Linked DNA regions of Homo sapiens: region 1 is linked to region 2. A link is a loop called in an ENCODE intact Hi-C map of the cell type or tissue named here. Cell type or tissue: HCT116. All regions are shown on one strand. Links, peaks and the distances in the headings refer to the core of each region. The heading gives the core; the rest is flanking DNA. Region 1 overlaps HIF1AN (hypoxia inducible factor 1 subunit alpha inhibitor). Region 2 overlaps PDZD7 (PDZ domain containing 7).

Region 1 (10,483 bases), core at 1,500-9,499, 450 kb after region 2:
AGCTCTCTCCTCACTCCCTCGCTATGCAGAAGGGGCCCAGCCAGGCTTAGGATGCAGGTTTCCAGTGCTTTACCCCTCCGCTTTTTCCTATGACAAATTCGTCTGCAAGCAAGACTTCAAATTCAACTAGCAACCCCATAGGAATGACCCTCCAAGGGGCCCTATTTTATATGTGTATTGAGTGTCAATAGATGTGGAAAAATGACTCCCAAATTGGTACTTCAGTCCTAACTTCCAACTGGCATCACTAGCCCCTCACTAGACAGCTCCCAGACTCCCCAGCATCACCTGAAATTCACTGTGATCACCTTGAGTCCCCGACCAGCCCATCTCTCCCAGAATTCCTTCCCAGGTCATGCACCTGCTAGGGCCAGCCCAGCCCACTCACCACTCCTTCATCTTCACACGGAGTTTTCCTTCAAATGTGCCTCAGTGTGGTCTTTTATCTGCATGCTCCAACCCCAAACCCCAGACCAGCCCAGGTGTCTTTACCGCCTTAGGGGTTGTTCCCAATCCCCAAATGGGCCCCCTTTTTATCCCTCTCTAACCCAACCTCTTCCCTGGCTGCATGAGTGATCTCCCCAAATACATCATGTCCCTCATCCAGAACCCCATGGCTCTCCATTGCCCCTGCTTACTGTCCAGATCCCTCAGCCTGCCTCACCCCCACCCTCCCCTCCAGGAAGCCTTGCCCCCTCCTAAGTCTGATTCTTTCCAGCCCCTCACAGACCTCCAAGCTCATTTCCATACCTTTTCCAGCTGCTCCAATAGCTGGAGCTGCAACTCTTCTGAGGAGTTAAATCCCAAGCACCCTTTCCAGCTGAACTTCTCCACACTCTCAACTGGGTATGAATGGCCACTTTTAACACTCCTGGCTCCTGCCACCAAAAGTCAGTAATTCCCTGCTGCCCCACCCCATTACTCCCTCTCCCTACCCCCACAAAAAAAGTCAGTAGTTCCTCCAGGACACTGTTACAGCAAAAATGTCCCTTGTTGAGAACCACTGGTTGGATGCTACTCTCTTGCCTTTCCCCATGGGACCTTCTCTAAATGACTAATATGCCTCAGGACTTTCTTTCACCTGCCTGTAAGTCCTTAGCTTCTGGCTGGAGGCTGTAAGGAGTGATGATGATGAGGAGGAGAAGGAGGAGGAGGAGGAGGATGCTGGCAATGGCAGCACCCTCTTAAGCAGCACTTTCTATGTACTAGACACTGTTTTTTTTTTCAAATCTTCTACATATATTCATTCATTATCATTACAACCCTATGAGATAGTGTTACTATTATTCCTGTTTTTCAGATGAGAAAATTGAGGGAGAAATTAAGTAACTTGCCCAAGGTCACCTACCTAGTAAGTAGCTGATGAAAAGGCATAGCAGAAAGTCAGACTTTGGAGCCACTTCTCAGAAGGGACTGTTATCAAAGCAACAGAAAAAAAGCCTTTCGAAAACCAACTGTCACCAACTGGCTGTGTGACCTTGGCCAAGTTACTTCCCTTCTCTGAACCTCAATTTCCTAATTTGTAAAATGATAAAACAGTACCTAGTTCGCGGTGGTTTAGAAAGGACTCGTGAATATAGAACACTCCTTGGCATGAAGCAAGCACTCCCTTTCTGTACCTCCTCCTGTCCTTCCCTCCACTCATAGCCTACCTCAGATACTTAAAAATCATGACAATGACAATGCCTCACATTTGAACTCAGGCTCTTGAGTCCAGGGTCCAGGCTCTTGACCCCACACACTGCATGGCTGCCCATACTCGTCTATCGGGCCCTCCTGGGCCAGGCTCTGGCAGTTGTCCCTCCCTTCCCCAGGGAGGCCCCTCACTGTCCTCATCGTGTCCTGGCCCCTAGGCCCCTCAGCCTGGCACTGAGCCTATCATTTGTAATCAGGTCAGACCATGGCTTGCTTACTCCATCCTGCCCCAAGATGCAGCATCAGCTTCACCCAAGGCAAATCCCAGCCCAGCTGCACTGCACCTCCGCCCTACCAGGCAGTACATCACACGCCTAGATTGCTCCTTTGACTCCCAAACAAATTCTTCACAACAGCATTTCCACCCCTCCCTCTGTGTCCGTCCAGCCCAGCCTCACCCTGGCCACCCTTACCTGAAGAAGCCAACCTCAACCTTTACTCTTACTTTTAGGAGATCAAAACCTGGGTCCAGGTTGAACCCCATGACTTCCCCTCCTTCTCCCCATTTCTCTGAGGCTTCAACCTCCTGCAGGCCCTGTCCCCCCTTCCCTCTGGAACTCAGCTCCTTCAAGTGTCTGCTCTCTCTGGTAGCTTCCATCTCCCCCTCTCCAGTGGCCCCTTCTCCTATGTCCTCTGTCTACAGATTTGCTCCTCTTCCCCTGGCTAAAAAAGCGTTGCTGCAGTTTCCTTTTCAAAACCCCAACCTGTCTCCAGTCCTCTGTGTACTTCTCAACGGATAACCTATAGCAGTTTATACTTGCTATGCCCCCATTTCCTCTCCACCAACTCACCCTCTAACCCCTACCATTCTGCTGACCTCTTCATCCCCAAATCTAATGACCTTCACTAGGGCCTCACTCCTGTCTCCTGCACTCAAACCCCTCTTCAGAGGTGACCCTGGTTCCCACCCCTCCTGTGTCGTTCTTCCTCCCTCCCTCTCACTGAACTCCACCCTCAGTTCCACTCCTATTTACCTGGGAAATGACTCTCAGGCATGTTCACACCTACCCACCCCCCGCCCAAACCCTCTTTTCTCTCCTTTTCTCCTTGGGTGTTCTCATCTGCCTAATCCTCACTACCTCTATGAAGCTGAGCCCAACCCTGTTTCTTTCCCCTGGGTTCCAGCCTCATACCTCCTGTTGTTGCCAGATACTTTCTGTTGCAGCCAGACCCCTCTGCCCTACGAGCTCACTGTGCTCCAACAATGGTCAGAGCTGTCCTCTTCATCTCTTCACTGCCCTCCAAACCTCAGGAAATTCAGGCCTCTGTAGCTTTGCTCCCCTGAAGACCAACATGTCACAGTGTTCCATCCATATATACATATTTTGGAGACAGAGTCTTGCTCTGTTGCCCAGGCTGGAGTGCAGTGGCGCAATCTTGGCTCACTGCAACCTCCACCTCCTGGGTTCAAGCAATTCTCGTGCCCCAGCCTCCCAAGTAGCTGGGATTACAGGCATGCATCACCACACCTAGCTAATTTTTGTATTTTCAGTAGAGACAGGGTTTCACCATGCTGGCCAGGCTGGTCTCAAACTCCTGGCCACAAGTGATCTGCCTGCCTTGGCTTCCCAAAGTGCTGGGATTACAGGTGTGAGCCACCACACCCGGCCCCAATATATTTTTTCTTCATTTTCATAAATTCATAATCAGGGGGAAAAACACAAAAGATAAATTTTCCCCATTTAAAGATGCAGCTCTAGCTTCCCTCCTTCAAGGGGCCTTCTTTTATAGGCTCCTACCCACCTCTGAGCTCCCAGGTGTTCACCATCAAAGCTCACCACCCACCGCTTGACTCTGCTGTGTCTCTCCCTTCTCTAGGCAATGCACAAGTCCTGTCTCCACACCAGGTACTGGGATCCTCAGAGGCTTACGAAGCTCGGCCTTCACTTAAGGTGTCTACTCTCCAAGACCAAGCTGGGGAAGACAGCATCAGATGGTTTGTAAGTTCTCTTCCAGCTCCAATATTCAAGGATTTGGAATTTGAGGGTTCCTTCTATAACGTTCCTCTGGGAAAGTCTTCAGAGTGTCTTCAGTTAGCAGATATCCACATGTTTGTGAGCTGCTGACAAGAGTGCCCCCCTTTTGGGGAGTTGAGGCCCAAGAGAAACCAAGAGGATCATAAGATACTGTGTGTGGATGTAGGGGTGAGGGAAGTGTCCTGGAGACGAACTCCCTTGAAAATCTCCAATATGCTAACCTACACACACACACACACACACACACACACACACACACACACACACACACACAGTTCACCTAAACCCCCTGGAGGCAGAAACGTTCCCCTAGAAGCTCTTAAGGAGCATCCTCTTCCCCTCTTTCTCCAAAAAAGGGAATAGTCAGTATCCTGGGGCTCAGTGCCTCACCACAAACCACAAAGCATGGCTGCCCCCATGGGGCTTCACTGAGCATGGCAGCCTCCATTACCCGTCCTCCTGCCCCCATCAGGACAGAACCAACCTCCATCTCCAGCTCTCCAAGAAAAGGCCAACGGACTCCGCCGTTCCTCCAGTTCTTTCCCCTCTCCCACTCCTCCCAGTAGGCTGAGTCCACTCCCTGCAGCAATCCATCACCCTCAACACGCCCGTCCACCCACACCCCCACCTCCCCGCTCCTGAGCGGCACCCACACACATGGACGGTCCTCGGTTCATCTCGCCCTAGGTCTCCAACGCCCATCTGGAGCTTCCAGGGTGCGCCCGGATCCCAGCCCCGGCCGCCTCCTCCCGCCACCCGGGCCAGAGCTGCCTGAAGAGCAAGCCGGTGTCCTCGGCAGCCCCGCCCCGGGCTCTGAGGACTAGATCTCATCCCTAAACGAGGTCAGAGGACCACGGACCTCAGACTCACCTGGGAAACTGGTCACAAATACAAATTCCTGGGCCCCATCCAGAACTGCCGAATTATTCTGGCGGTGGAACCCGAAACCCGCCCTGCCTGCAGCCCCTCCGGCGAGCCCGAAACGGTACAGACCCAGGGCCCCGTCCGACGCCCGACCCCTCGCCCCAGTGCCCCCGAACGTGGCCGCCACTCTGCTTTGAACAGCGAAGGAACTCGAGACAGAGCCGAGCTGGGCTGCGGCCAGCCCACGGCCAGTCGGCGGAAGGTCGGGGGCCCCAGGCTCTTGCGCGGCCCCACAGACCCTTGCGTCAGAAGAGTGGCCCCCCGCGCCATGGGCTCTGCGGCCAGGAGGCCACGTGCGACGTCGCTCAGGCCGGAACACGTGGCTCCAGCAGAAGCCACATCTGGATTCTACACGTGCTGGGCTGCGGGCGAGGTTCTTCCACACCACAGGCGTCTTCTTGCCACCCAGGAGACCTGGGCCGGCAGCTTCCCTGCAGTGCGGGGCCCACGGGCTCCCCGCAGTGGGGAGTGCGAGAAACGCAACTGCGACCTCGCCGCGCACTCCGCTTCCGCCATTGGCTCAGGATCCCTGCGTGGAGCGAGGGCGCCACGCTGCGACTGCAGCAGGGACGGCACGTCCCAGGGGAGAGCGCGGGAAATATGGTGCGTGAGGTCCCAATTTCCAGGTTCCCTCCCACCTCAATGACTCGTTTTATAGCCGCCCCCTCAGGCTGACCTCTACCCTAGACCCCGTCTAACTAATCGCTAATCCCCTGACCTCAGGAAGGCCAGGGATGAGAGTCACAGGCCAATGCCTCTGGGCAGCCATAGGAAGTGAGGAAATGCAGACCCCAAATTTTCCCCTAAATCCTAGAAATATGCTCCAGATAAAAGTCTTTGCCTGGGTTCAGATTCTAGACTCCTGTCCTTCATTCCAGAAATTTCAGCACCATAGAATCACTGGCAAGTCTCGGACAGTATTCAGGCCCACTGCCATGGTGGCTTCCTATCAAAAATATTCTCATTTGTCACTGACCTTAGCAGGGGAAAAGACCTCAGAATTGGACCCAGTGCTCAGAGGTGGCCTGACCATCTCAGAAAGCAGTGGGGTAACACCTCCCTTGATCTGGCTGCTCCGTTTGGTTAATGCAATTCATGGCTGTGTTAGGATTTTAGCAGTCACATCACACAGTTGACTCATATTGAGCTTGCAGTCAACTAAACCCCCCAGGTCTTTTCTTCATGAACTGCTGTCAAGCTGGGCCAACCCCTACAACCGGTACTTATGTCATTGATTTTGTTTTAACCTAAGTGCAGGACTCTACATTTATCCCTGTTAAGTTTAATCTTGTTGGTTCCAGCCCAGTGTTCCAGCCTGTTGAAATCGTTTTGAATCCTGACTCTTTCATGCAAAGTATTAACTGCCCCTCCTAGCTCTATCACCTGCAAACTTGATGAGCCTGCTGCTTCGGTCAGTTGTCAATAAAAATGTCAGAGAGGACACAGGCCCAGACTGAGCCCTAAGGCATACTGCTGGAGACTTCCCTCTAGTCTAGGCTGACATGGATCCATTAATCAACCCTCACTGGGTCTGACTGTTCACCAAGCTTCCTAGCCATTTGGTTCAGATGCTTCTGCCACAACTAGATAACATGAGAGGCTTTGTCAGAAATTTGTCAGAGGCTTTGCTGGAAATTTCTCTTGCCCAGGCTGTGGCCCCCACATCAAGCTTAGGCCTTCTTTCTACCCTCCACACCCCACCATCATTTGTTTACTCATAACTTTAGGGGATTATATTTCCAATGGTGCCCCCTCCTGCATGACTTAATATTTCTGAGCTTCAGGATCACCTTGGGTGTGCCTTTGCTATTTCATATCCCATCATCCTATGCCTCCTCTGAGACCTCATTCTCTTAAATTCTCTGTCCTGCCACCTTCTCTGCCTATAAATGTGCAGTGGCCTCCCTTGCCTAAAAAGCTCTCTACTAGCTGCCCCCTTAAACTGTGGTTGGCTTCTGCCTCTGTCCTTCTTTTGAAAATCCAAACACTTCCAAACTCACCTTTCATGTCTCCTAAGCCTTTAGCAATCTGGGCTGCCAATCTCTCAGCTGAGCAACCATATTGCCCAAGCAGTGGACAGTGATGGTGGAGATAGAAGCAGAAGATTCACAACCACATCACAAAGATCAGATATGGTGGCTGCATAAAGCAGAGAGCCCAGGACCCCTCACAGACCAAAGTCAGGCTGCGGTCAAACTAGGCAGGTGACCAGAATGTTCAAAAGGACTGAGACATGAGGTCAGAGCCTAGGCAAAGTGCCTGGTCACAGACAAGAGCAGTGAACACTGAGAAGCCTGAGCCTGGGGACTTCTTACACAGTTGCTATAGGGGTTGGAATCAGTCCTGGAGCCAGGTCAGCTGGGAAGACAGCCTGGCTGGAGGGGGGAATGATGTGAACAGAGAGAGGTAGGGCCTACACTTTTCCTGAGCCCTTATTCTAGGCTGCCCAGCATCAGTTGTTAGCAACTCCAGAGTGCCTCAAGTTCAGGGCCATACCCTCAAATATCTATGTGGGCCAGACAGGTCACGTGAGTGAGATCTAGGGTACAACAGTGAAGAGTGGAGATTGACAAACTGAAAGGAACACAGCCAAGGGGGCAGTTGCTCTTCAGCTCCAGCCAACTGCTGTCACATGGGAAAGGCGATTTCATTACTGCCAGATCTGATTTTCCAAAGAGAGAAATCTTTTTAGGTCAAGTTTCTGATCTTTAATGTTGTCAATTTTTTAAAACTTTCAAAAACTTGTATTGGCCAAACAAAACCATGTCTGTGGCCGACTGGACTAGCGGTGGCCATCTTTTAACGGCTGCTAGTTACGTGGTACTTGTAGAGGCTAAGTGACTTGGGTGTGTGGTAATATTACATTTAGAACCCACTCTCTGAGTTTCTTAATGTCAATGAGAGTGACTTTGGGTTATATAGAAACAATTTATATTCATAAATTACTTTGGTTAAAAAATATATTCAAGGCCAGGCACAGTGGCTTATGCCTGTAATCCCAGAACTTTGGGAGGCTGAGGCAGGACTGCTTGAGCCCAGGTGTTCGAGATCCGCCTGGGCAATGAAGTGAGGCCCCTGTCTCTACAAAAAATAAAAAATTAGCCAGGTGTGGTGGCATGTGCCTGTGATCCCAGCTACATGGGAGGCTGAGGCAGGAGGATCACTTGAGTCCAGGAGGTTGAGGCTGCAGTGAGCCATGCTTGCCCCACTGCACTCCAGCCTGCGTCGAAAAGCAATGCCCTGTCTCAGAAAAGAGCAAACTATTCACCTCTTCAAAGTTACATATCCAAAATCCTCTCTTTTCTAAGCTTTTAAGTTCTGCTAACAAATCTTATTATTTTGCTTATAAAACAAAAAAGTTTAATGTTTGATCCAACTTACATTTAACTAAACTCCTTTAAACACTTAAATGGCATTTATATGATTAATGTATTTGATTTCCTTAAGTACTTAATTTATCTGACCAAGACAAAACCTGATCAAGTACTTATATTTCCAATAAATTAAGTTTATAAATACAGGAAATCTTAAGTTGTTCTAAATGTTCTAAAACTACAGAAAGACTTAGCAATGATTGTACCACTGTACTCCAGCCTGGGCAACAGAGTGAGACTCCGTCTCAAAAAAAAAAAAAAGAAACTTAGCAAAATTTCAACTTAAAATTCGAGTATAAATACACACTTTTTAGTTGGCATTACAAAGCAAACCTGTTACTCTCACAAATGCTCTTCCATATGTCAAGGACTTAAAATACAAACTGCATAGATCCTTACAGCAAATAGTAATGATGTGGGGGTTTGATGTTTTTAAACACACCTGTTCTTCATCCTAAGTCCTCCATCATTAAAAGATGCACACCTACCAAGGAAACACCTGATGCCACTGCATGTATTTTGGAGGTTATCTTCTCAGATGACTGAGATTGCAGAACAACCAGATATGTTGGTTGGGCCACTGACTAGACTGTGAAAGGACCCAGAAAGTGCTATTTGTGGCCTCATAAAGCCCTATCACATGGCCTCCATTACATAAAAAGGCAGTCAGTCAGCTCACATCCCTGAGTTTGACGCTATTCAGGGCCTAACTGCACTTTCTCACAGAAGTCTAGAATCCCATCTAGGCTGTCAGATACCTTGTCTCAGTGGCAAATTTCCTTGGCTGTCAAAACACAAAATGTCTTCTCATCTTGATGATTTCTGCTTTTTATTTCTAGGTGAACCACTGCTCTTAAGAGTGTTTGTTTTTTCAAGAGATGGGGTGTCACTATGCTGCCTAGGCTGATCTCAAACTCCTGGCCTCAAGCTTCCTCCTGACTCAAGCCTCCCAAAGTGTTGGGATTACAAGTGTGCACGACTGTGCCTAGCAACTCTTAAGTTTTTCAGATGAAACCTGGTTGAATGCAGGATTGCTGTAACAACTTTGACTTCTGGTCACAATTCCTAAGGTTCTCCTGACAGAATGCTGGCCTCCTCACCCTTAGTTCAGGGTCTTGTCCTCCGCTCCTCATTGCCTATCATCGTTTAGCTTTCCCCTCTAGAACACCCATCTTCTTTCTTGAGACTCTCACCTCTTAGCATCACCCTTTCTGCACCACACCCCCATGCCAACGATTCCCAGAGGTCCCTACTCCATCTCCAGTACTGTGGAGTCCTGCTCCCTTCTCCATGATTCTTCCCCATTCACACTCATGCTCCCTCTTACAGAACTGATCTCTCCTCAGAAAAGGGAAATCTGATGTTACTTGTTCACACTAAGACATGCACAGTTGAGTCCTCCTGTTTATGCTGGGTAAACGATGCTTCCTAAGAAGAAATGGAGGAAAAGAAACTAACATTTACTGAGCACTTACTAGGCACTAAGTTCTGAATTAACTTAGTTAGTTAATGAGTTGTCTCATTCATTCTCAATAGCCACATAAGAGGACCTATTAAGAAATCCAGGGCCAGGTGTGGTAGCTCGCACCTGTAATCCCAGCACTTTGGGAGGCCAAGGCAGGCAGATCACCTGAGGTCGGGAGTTCGAGACCAGCCTGACCAACATGGAGAAACCCCATCTCTACTAAAAATACAAAATTAGCCAGGCATGGTGGCGCACGCCTGAGTCCCAGCTACTCGGGAGGCTGAGGCAGAATTGCTTGAACCTGGAGGAGGTGGAGGTTGCAGTGAGCCAAGATCACGCCACTGCACTCCAGCCTGGGCAACAAGAGCGAAAACTCCATCTCAAAAAAACAAACAAACAAAATCTCCCGAAACCCCCACTCCCAATATCTCAACAACCAGCATTTATATAGTGCTCAGTTTACATAGTATTTCCACACACATTGGCAGGTCATCATATTATTAACCAATTTTTTTAAATGAGGGGACCGAAGCATAGCGAGATGAACACCCCCAAAGGCACCCAGCCTGTGCAAAGTCCACTGACATTCTCACTTAGGTTCACTGGCCAGAAGCTTGTGTTCTCTCCACTCAGCCACACTGTGTCCTCCACAGACATCCTCCTGCCCCATTTCCTTTACTCTTCTGGGAATCAGATGGCAACCCAGAACCAAGGTCTCTGTTCCTGTTCCTCAAGACCCTGCCCTATTAAACCCTTTCTGTCCCCAGCCCAGCACTTCATGGACTTTCAGTCCCTTCCACAACTTTATCTTTTCCATCTTGCTTTTCCTGCCCCAGTCATCTCTTCTGTGATTTCACTTCAAGCACCATTATCTTGAGAGTCAGAGTAGGATCAGAAAAGCCTTGCTGCTGTAGTCTCTCCAGACACTAAGGAAACACTTTTCAGAGACACTTGGTCTTCATAATAAAACATTTTCCTGAGTGCTTGAGCCAGGTGTTTTAAAAACATTATCACGAGCCCTTATAACAATGCTACAAGTTATGTGCTAT
Region 2 (8,000 bases), core at 1-8,000:
TTCGTGCGCCTCCAGCGCCCCCTACAGCTCGGGCTCCCTGCCGTCGGACCGCATGGACATCTGCCTCGGGCAGGAGGAGCCCGGCAGCCGCGGCCCAGGCTGGGGGCGGGCGGACACAGCCATGCAGACGGAGCCCGATGCGGGAGGCCGGGTGGAGACCTGGTGCAGCGTGCGGCCCACAGTCATCCTCAGGGACACCGCCATCCGCTCGGACGGCCCCCATCCCGGCCGCCGCCTTGACTCTGCGCTCTCTGAGTCTCCCAAGACGGCTTTGCTGCTGGCCCTCAGCCGACCCCGGCCCCCCATCACGCGCTCCCAGAGCTATCTGACCTTGTGGGGTACGTGGGGGATGGGTGGCGGCTGCTCCCTCCACAGCCTCTGGTCCAAAACCTGTCTCACATCCTGTCCCGGGCTCAAACCTCCCTTTGCCCCAGGCCTTGACGAAGCCCTTGCCCAACCCAAGCTCCAGGCTGCTCAGACCCTGCTGTGGGCTCCACTTTAAATTAGTCCTGGACCCCACATTCACCCTTAGTCTCAGCCCCTGTTCCCCGAACCAGCCCTAACCCCAGCCCCTGGATCCTGGAGTTCCCAGGCCTATTTACACACACAGTTGCTCAAACACACGCACGCATGTGTGCCCTTCTCTAACTGGGCCTCAAGGGAGATTCCTTACATAGCCACAGCTGTGCGGTGGGGAAAAGGGTCAGAAAGTCGGAAGAGGAACCGCACTCTCACCCCGGCGTAGCTGCAGATCCTGTCTGCCCTCTCCTCTCCCTTCTCTCTGTCCCTCCCCACACCCCTGCCCCTCGTCCTTCCCTTCTGCCCACCCCTCCAGCTCCCCCGTTGCTCCCTCGTGTCTGCAGAGGAGAAGCAGCAGCGGAAGAAGGAGAAGTCGGGGTCCCCTGGGGAGAAGGGTGCCCTGCAGCGCTCCAAGACGCTGATGAACCTCTTCTTCAAGGGAGGGCGGCAGGGGAGGCTAGCGCGGGACGGGCGCAGAGAGGCCTGGACACTGGACAGCGGGAGCCTGGCCAAAACTTACCCTCGCCTGGACATAGAGAAAGGTAAGTAGTGGGCTGATCAAACAGGAAGGCAAAGTGAAGTCCACTAGCTTCGGCATTCAGCAGTTCTGAGTTGAGATCCCACACCGCGTCTTACCAGCTGAGTCCCTACTCAACCCCTGAGAGCCTCAGTTTCCTCATGAGTAAAATGGGGGTAATAATACCTATTTCTTTTTCTTTCTTTCTTTTCTTTCTTTCTTTCTTTCTTTTCTTTCTTTCTTTCTTTCTTTCTTTCTTTCTTTCTTTCTTTCTTTCTTTCTTTCCTTCCTTCCTTCCTTTCTTTCCTTTCTTTCTTTTTCTTTCTTTTTTTTTTTTGAGATGGAGTTTTGCTCTTGTTGCCCAGGCGAGAGTGTAATGGCACCATCTCAGCTCACTGCGACCTGCGCCTCCCACGCTCAAGCGATCCTCCCACCTCAGCCTCCCAAAGTGCTGGCATGACACGTGTGCATCACCATGCTCAGCTAATTTTTTTGCATCTTTTTGTAGAGATGGGGGTTTCACCCTGTTGCCCAGGCTAGTCTCAAATTCCTGGACTGAAGCTATCTACCCGCCTTAGTCTCCCAAAGTGCTAGGATTACAGCGTGATCTACCACACCTGGCCAATCCCAACTACTCTGGAAGCTGAAGCAGCAAGATCACTTGAGCCCAGGAGTTTAAGACCAGCCTGGGCAACATAGCAAGACCCTGTCTCTAAAGAAAAAAAAAAAGTAAAAGAAAAATAAAGCACGTCTTGGCTCAGCTGCTGATTTAAGCTGGGTCTAAACATCTGAGCAACATCATCAGACATCTGTCCCCCTCCATCTCTCCCATGAGTTGACTTCGCTATTGTGGGGCTTTGCCCACCTGGGGGTAAGATGACCTCTATTGCATAGCAACCCCAGGGGAAAGTGCTTCTCCTTAAATAGTTCCAGCTGAAGTCCCAGGGTAGGCTCTCCCTGGCCCAGCTGAGATCCTGTGCCATGCAGAATAAATCGCTGTGATGTGGGAGGGAAAGTGCTTTTGTTGGCCAGCCTGGGTCATGTACCCACCCTGGAGTACACGGGCTAAGAACAGAGTGGGGTGGGTCCCCAGGGGAAAATCAGGGTGCTGTTTTCAGAAGAGGGGGGTGGATGTCGGATCAACAAAACAACCAGAGGATGAGGAGCTGGACCCTGCTTTGCCCTGGGGTGGGATGTTCTGGGGTCTCAAGGTGATTGTACCATGGGAGAGACAATCCCTTCCAATTACGGCTGCCTGGCCCCTCTCCGTCAGTGCATCTCTCTTCCCACAGTTCCCAAGTCCCTGCCCTCTGCTGGTTCTCCTCCCACCTCTCTGGCCACTCCTCTATCTCCTTCCAAGGCTCCTCTTTTTCCCTCTGTCCCCTGAAGGTAGGTACTTCTCCAAGCTCTGTCCCTGAGGTTCTTCCCTCCATACATTTGCTTCCAAGTGAATTTGCATAAGCAGTGCTCAGACTGCACCCTGTTTTGATCCAAAACCGTCCTGACTCCCCATTGCCTATGAAGGAAGTCCATAGCCTGAGCATTGCCTTCAAGCCCCTCAGGGCCAGGCCTCTTGCCTCCCTATCCCACCTACTTCCAGTCTGAATTCTCCATTCCAGCTTGTCCTGAGCCCTCCTGAACCCCATTTTCAGACTGGGGGCCAAGGCCTGCAGCTGAGCCTCTTTCTTCTTCATAGCAGGGGGCGTGGGCCCGGTACAGAAGTTTGTCACCTGGAGACTGAGACGTGGTAATTCATGCATCCCTTTACCAAGGCCTAGTTTACAGTAGAGCGGCAGATGAGGGTGCATACTGGGGGCCAGCTGAGTGGCTCTGGACTAAATTCAGTCAGGGTCAAGCATGGGGGATCAGGCAGCTAGAATGGTATGTATTGGGGGCAGCTAAAAGAATTGGACTAAGCTGACTAGGAAAGATAGGGTGGCAGACAGATATTGGGATGCATTTTAGGAGCTTGTGTTGGGACTCCCAAAGATATATTTGGGGGTGATGAGGGAGCCTGTGCTGGGCCTCCACTGGGCAACAGACTACTATGACAGTGCATGTTCAGGGGGCCCTGGGGGCACTGGGCTAAGACCCCATTAAGAAACAGACTGGTATAGGGGTCCATGTTGGGGCTGAGGGCTGGGGTTTGTGCTGCATTGGTGGGCAGGTTGCTGTGGGCTACCATGGTGGGGAGCATATAGGCTAGGCTAGGATTCTGCCCCAGGTACCTGGGCTCTCAGCTGGCCAATTCTGGGGCCCAGCCCTGCTGAGGGAAGCCCCTCTCCCCTCCCCTGATGGTTCCTGCCCTGCAGACCAGGAGAGGGGCCGGGCCCTGCTGTCTGCCAGGTCTGGGAGTCCCTCCAGCCAGCTGCCTAATGTGGATGAGCAGGTTCAGGCCTGGGAGAGCCGGCGGCCCCTCATTCAGGACCTGGCCCAGAGGCTGCTGACTGATGACGAGGTGCTGGCTGTCACCCGCCACTGCTCCCGGGTAAGCCTTCATCCCATCCGCAGCCCTGGCACACGGTCCTTCAGTCACCCAGCCCATCATTCATTCAGGCCACTGTCCACTGACCAGTGTCTGGGCTTGACACCAGGAGGCTAGTGGTCAGTAAAATCAGAAGTCACTCCTGTCACACACACACACACACACACACACACATCTGCCAGCTCACAGGAAGAAGAGCTAGAAAATCACTAGAACCTAAACGCCCATGGTGATGAGTCACATGAAGAGCTGAAGAAAAAGAACATGAGACGGTAACCCAGGAGACACACATTAGATGGTGTGGGCTGGGAGGCCCTCCTAGAGGAGGTGATATTTAAGCTGAGAAGAGAAGGAGCGGACAGGTGCCACGTGGGGAAAGTGAGTCCCTGCAGTCGCCTGCCTCTGCCCTCTGCAAGCCTCCATCCTTCACTGCATGCCACCCTCTGCTCCTAGGTCAGCCAGTAAGCCTGGCTTCATGCCAGGTCCTCTCCCCTGTTGCCCAAGTAAGTAATCCTTTGCCTCCCCCAACACCTAAACTGTCGTTCTCTGTTCTCTTCCACTTCAAAAAGAACCAGAGCGCCCCAGGGTGGAGAGAGAGTCAGATTTGAAGGAGTCTCTGGGGCCCACCTGTTGGGGAGGCTGTGGGGCACAGGTCACTCACTCCAGGACTGGCAGGTCCTCTCCTGTCCCTGTCTCAGGAAGGCCTGTGTGTGTACACTGGGCTCTTTGTGAGGAGTCTGCACACTGTGTGTGAGGGCGAGCTGGGGGGTCTTGAAAAATTGTTTGTGGATTCCCTCACCCTTCATCTTACTCAAAGTGGGGCTGTGTTGTATGTCTGTGTGGTGTGTGCACTGGCGTGTCTGTGGGGTACCTGGTTTGTACTGATATGACTGCATGATTGTGTGTGTGTGTGTGCATGTGAGCAAGCACGTGTCTGGCTAGCGTGTGTGTGTGTGTGTGTGTGTGTCCATGCATTGTCACCTGGAGACTGAGACATGGTCATTTATGCATCCTGTTATCAAGGCCCGGTTTGCAGCAGAGCTGCAGATAGGGGTGTGTGCTGGGGGAAGCTAAGGGGCTTTGGGCTAAACTCAGAAAGTGTCACCCTTAGCTCCCAGCGCTAAGTAGGGCAGCGTGTACCAGCCTCCAGTGGGCCGGCAATGCAGGCTTTGGCCACGAGGTGGGGCTCTGGGTCTGTCTCTTTGGAGGCTCCTTTTCCCTCATCCCTCCCTTCTCCTCTGCCCAAACCTCCCACTTGTGCCCCCATACCACCTGCCGAGCTCAACCACCACCCAAACCTGACCCAAGCCCCCCACACCAAGAGATCAGACCCTCTGCGATGGAGCCCTGGCTGGAGTGATGAGTAAAGTTCTCCTAGTGACTGGGGCATGTAGCCCTGAACTCCAGGCTTCCCTTCTCTCCCCATGTGAGCCATCTCTCTACAGCTGCCAGACCAGGAATCAGAAACCCCTGTCTGGTTGGCCAGGCACGGTGGCTCACGCCTGTAATCCCAGCACTTTGGGTGGCCGAGGTGAGCGGATCACCTGTAGTCAGGAGTTCGAGACCAGCCTGTCCAACATGGTGAAACCCCATCTCTACTAAAAATACAAAAAAAAAAAAAAATAGCTGGGCATGGTGGTGGGCGCCTGTAATCCCAGCTACTCGGTAGGCTGAGGCAGGAGAATCGCTTGAACCCTGGAGGTGGAGGTTGCAGTGAGCCAAGATCGTGCCATTGCACTCCAACCTGAGAACAAGAGCGAAAATCCATCTCAAAAAAAAAAAAAAAAGAAAGAAAAGAAACCCCTGTCTGATCGCTGTACACTCCCCAGGCCACCTGGTGACCCATTGTCTTTGGCAGAGGTGACCCATTGTCTTTGGCTCTCACATTCGAGGTCCTCCCAGATTCAACTCCCTAACCCACCAACCTCCACTTTCCCACGGCCGCCGCATAGGTTTATACAGGTTACAACCTGCACAACCTCAGAGACGCTACTCATATAGTCACAGCCTGTGCAGCAGCCCTGCAGGGAGGCTCTTCATGGACCCCATGGCCACGTTTAAACCACTATCTACTCGTTTTTCCACACCACCTTTGCAACACTTTCTTCCCAACTTTTGTGCTGTTCCCTACGTCTATCTTCTAAGAGTCAGTCAAAATACCACCACCTCCATGAAGCCCACTGGGATCTTCCCACCTTCCTCTGAGACTCCCTGTGCCCCATTGCCCATGGTTTGTAGTTCACCAGGGTATGTGACTCATCTTCCCCTCGCTCCCACTAGACCCAGTTCCTGAAGATCTGAGACAGGATCATTGTGCCCCTGCTGGCCAGTACAGGGCCTGGCACTTAGTAGGTACCGAATCCAAGTCCATGGACTTAAAGCGTGTGCACATATGAGGCTGGTTCTGCACCACATGTGTCTCTCCAGACAAAAGGGAATGTATTATTGATATGTGTATGTGTGAGTCGCTGTAACTGTGTGTGGTTTGGGGCCACACACATCATTTGTATTGTATTTATTTCCAGATATTTATGAATGACTCACTCTGACCACCAAGGCATGCTCTGTCTCTGTGCCTGTGCCCATAGAAAGTGTTCTATGCGTGCGTGTCCCTGACTCAGTCTCCCTCTTGCCACGAGGGGGCGATGTGCTGTCCAAATGGGATGGCTCCCAGTGTTCAGGTCTTCAGAGTCAGTGGGGTGTGGCTGGTGGCATCCGGGCAGTGCCAGGCAGAAGGGGCTCCACCCCGCCCCCCTCCAAGGGAACTGATTGGAGAGGCCCTTCCCCAAGGCTCCTATTCTAGCCCCGAACAAAGCCTAATTTGTAGGTCTGTGTGCAGACATATGCTGGGACAGCCAGGCACACAGCCTAGAGTTTGGCTCAAATTCCTTCCTTCTGCCTGGGATGTGGGGGTGGGGAGGAGAGTCCACTCCCTGCACATCCTTTTCCGGCACCAGAGCAGGCAAGAGTTAGACTTCCCGGGTTCCAGTCCCTCTTCACACTTCCTTATCTGTGTGGCTTTGAGTGAAGTCCTTCTCTCTGAGCCTGTTTCCGCATCTGTAAAACGGGAATAATTAATGCCATTTCTCAGGGTGGTTGCTGAGAGACAGTATGTAAAAGGCTTAGAAAAGTGTCTGTCCCAAAGCTGTTATCGATGCTGTTGCCATTTATTGCAGGTCTGTTATTACTGCAGGCTTCCACCCTGTCACCAAGATCAGACCACCCTGTGGCAGCTGGGGGTGGAGTGAACCTTTCCCAAGGCACGCAGGGCTGGATAGGTCCCTACATGCGTAGAAGAAACACCTGCATGCCCTGGTGTCCCCCTCACTCAGCTCTGGAAGCCCCCACTGCTGTCTGACCTGTGCTGCCTCTATCTGCAGTATGTGCACGAGGGAGGCATAGAGGACCTGGTGAGGCCCCTGCTGGCCATCCTCGACAGGCCGGAGAAGCTGCTACTGCTGCAGGACATCAGGTGGGAGGAGGTTGCAGAGAGGGCTTGGGGGCAGGAAGGGGATCCCTGGTACCACCCCCAACCTCCCGAGGGCTGAAGGGCATCCTGGCACCTCCGGAACTGAAATCCTGCCTGCCCCTCCCACCCCTGCTGTCTCTCGCCCTCTCCCAGGAGTGTGGTGGCCCCCACAGACCTGGGCCGCTTCGACAGCATGGTGATGCTTGTGGAGCTGGAGGCTTTTGAGGCCCTCAAGAGCAGGGCAGGTCAGCAGTGGGGGGCGGGGCTTCTGGGTCCTGAGCCCTGCTGGGGGTGGGGATGGGACCCCGTGGTGGAGAGGGCTGCAGAGATTGCCGAGCCCCTTGAGCTGCCTCCGTCCCGGAGCCTGGCGGGGTACCTTGCCGCTGACCTGTTCATCTCTCCAACCAGTCCGGCCTCCTGCTTTGAGACCAGCCCGGCAGGACACGCCACCCAAGCGTCACCTTATCACCCCCGTGCCTGGTCAGTCAGAGTCCCAGAGCCCAGGGAGGGGCACAGCCCTGGGGAGATTAGGGAAAGGAGGATGGGCCTTCTACTTCTTTCCCCACTAGGGGCAGTTGTGGCTTCCAGGCACATTGTGGTTCCCTGAAGGAAAGCTCTTGTCCACCAGAGCCATTTTATCACATCTGCTGGTCACCACCTGTACTATTACTTAATAGTTGGTTTGAAACCCACTCACTTTTAAAATCTAGTCTCATTCTATGCAGTAACCTCTGAGAAATTACGTTTGGTGTGCTAGTCGTATTTTTTCTTAGACACATTAAAATAGAACGGTAACGATTCCAGCAGGAAGCATTAAAATGTAATTCTAGGCCGGGCGCGGTGGCTCACGCCTGTAATCCCAGCACTTTGGGAGGCTGAGGCGGGTGGATCGCTTGAGGTGAGGAGTAGAGACCAACCTGGCCAACATGGCGAAACCCCGTCTCTACTAAAAATACAAAAATGACCTGGGCTTTTTGGTGCACGCCTGTAATCCCAGCTACTCCGGGAGG

The links. Peaks named below come from ENCODE experiments on the same cell type or tissue, not always from the same donor. Only the 100,000 strongest peaks of a DNase experiment are listed, where the experiment ranks them.
Region 1: it touches region 2 in a loop (17-fold over the local background); 17 of 110 quality-filtered maps call a loop at or near these places.

Annotation. Positions count from the first base shown.
Region 1 is chr10:100,556,796-100,567,278 of GRCh38, reverse strand. It overlaps HIF1AN (hypoxia inducible factor 1 subunit alpha inhibitor), which reads right to left. Exons shown (of 8, transcript NM_017902.3): 8 at 7,281-10,483. Among named protein-coding and RNA genes, the nearest start is that of HIF1AN, 26 kb to the right of the region's middle. RefSeq lists enhancers at 4,094-4,731, 4,734-4,783, 4,894-4,973, 4,732-5,370. In HCT116, for the core only: CTCF peaks have their summits at 4,103 and 5,131; a DNase peak (open chromatin) is centred at 5,108.
Region 2 is chr10:101,011,160-101,019,159 of GRCh38, reverse strand. PDZD7 (PDZ domain containing 7) reads left to right here. Exons shown (of 17, transcript NM_001195263.2): 8 at 1-338; 9 at 864-1,061; 10 at 2,733-2,783; 11 at 3,349-3,524; 12 at 6,902-6,993; 13 at 7,144-7,235; 14 at 7,399-7,470. Among named protein-coding and RNA genes, the nearest start is that of LZTS2, 15 kb to the right of the region's middle. RefSeq lists enhancers at 4,869-4,918, 5,887-6,016. In HCT116, for the core only: CTCF peaks have their summits at 17 (motif pointing left), 4,692 (motif pointing right), 6,047, 7,562 and 1 weaker place; DNase peaks (open chromatin) are centred at 29, 4,711, 5,849, 6,129 and 1 weaker place; H3K4me3 peaks cover 1,024 bases; H3K27ac peaks cover 1,779 bases.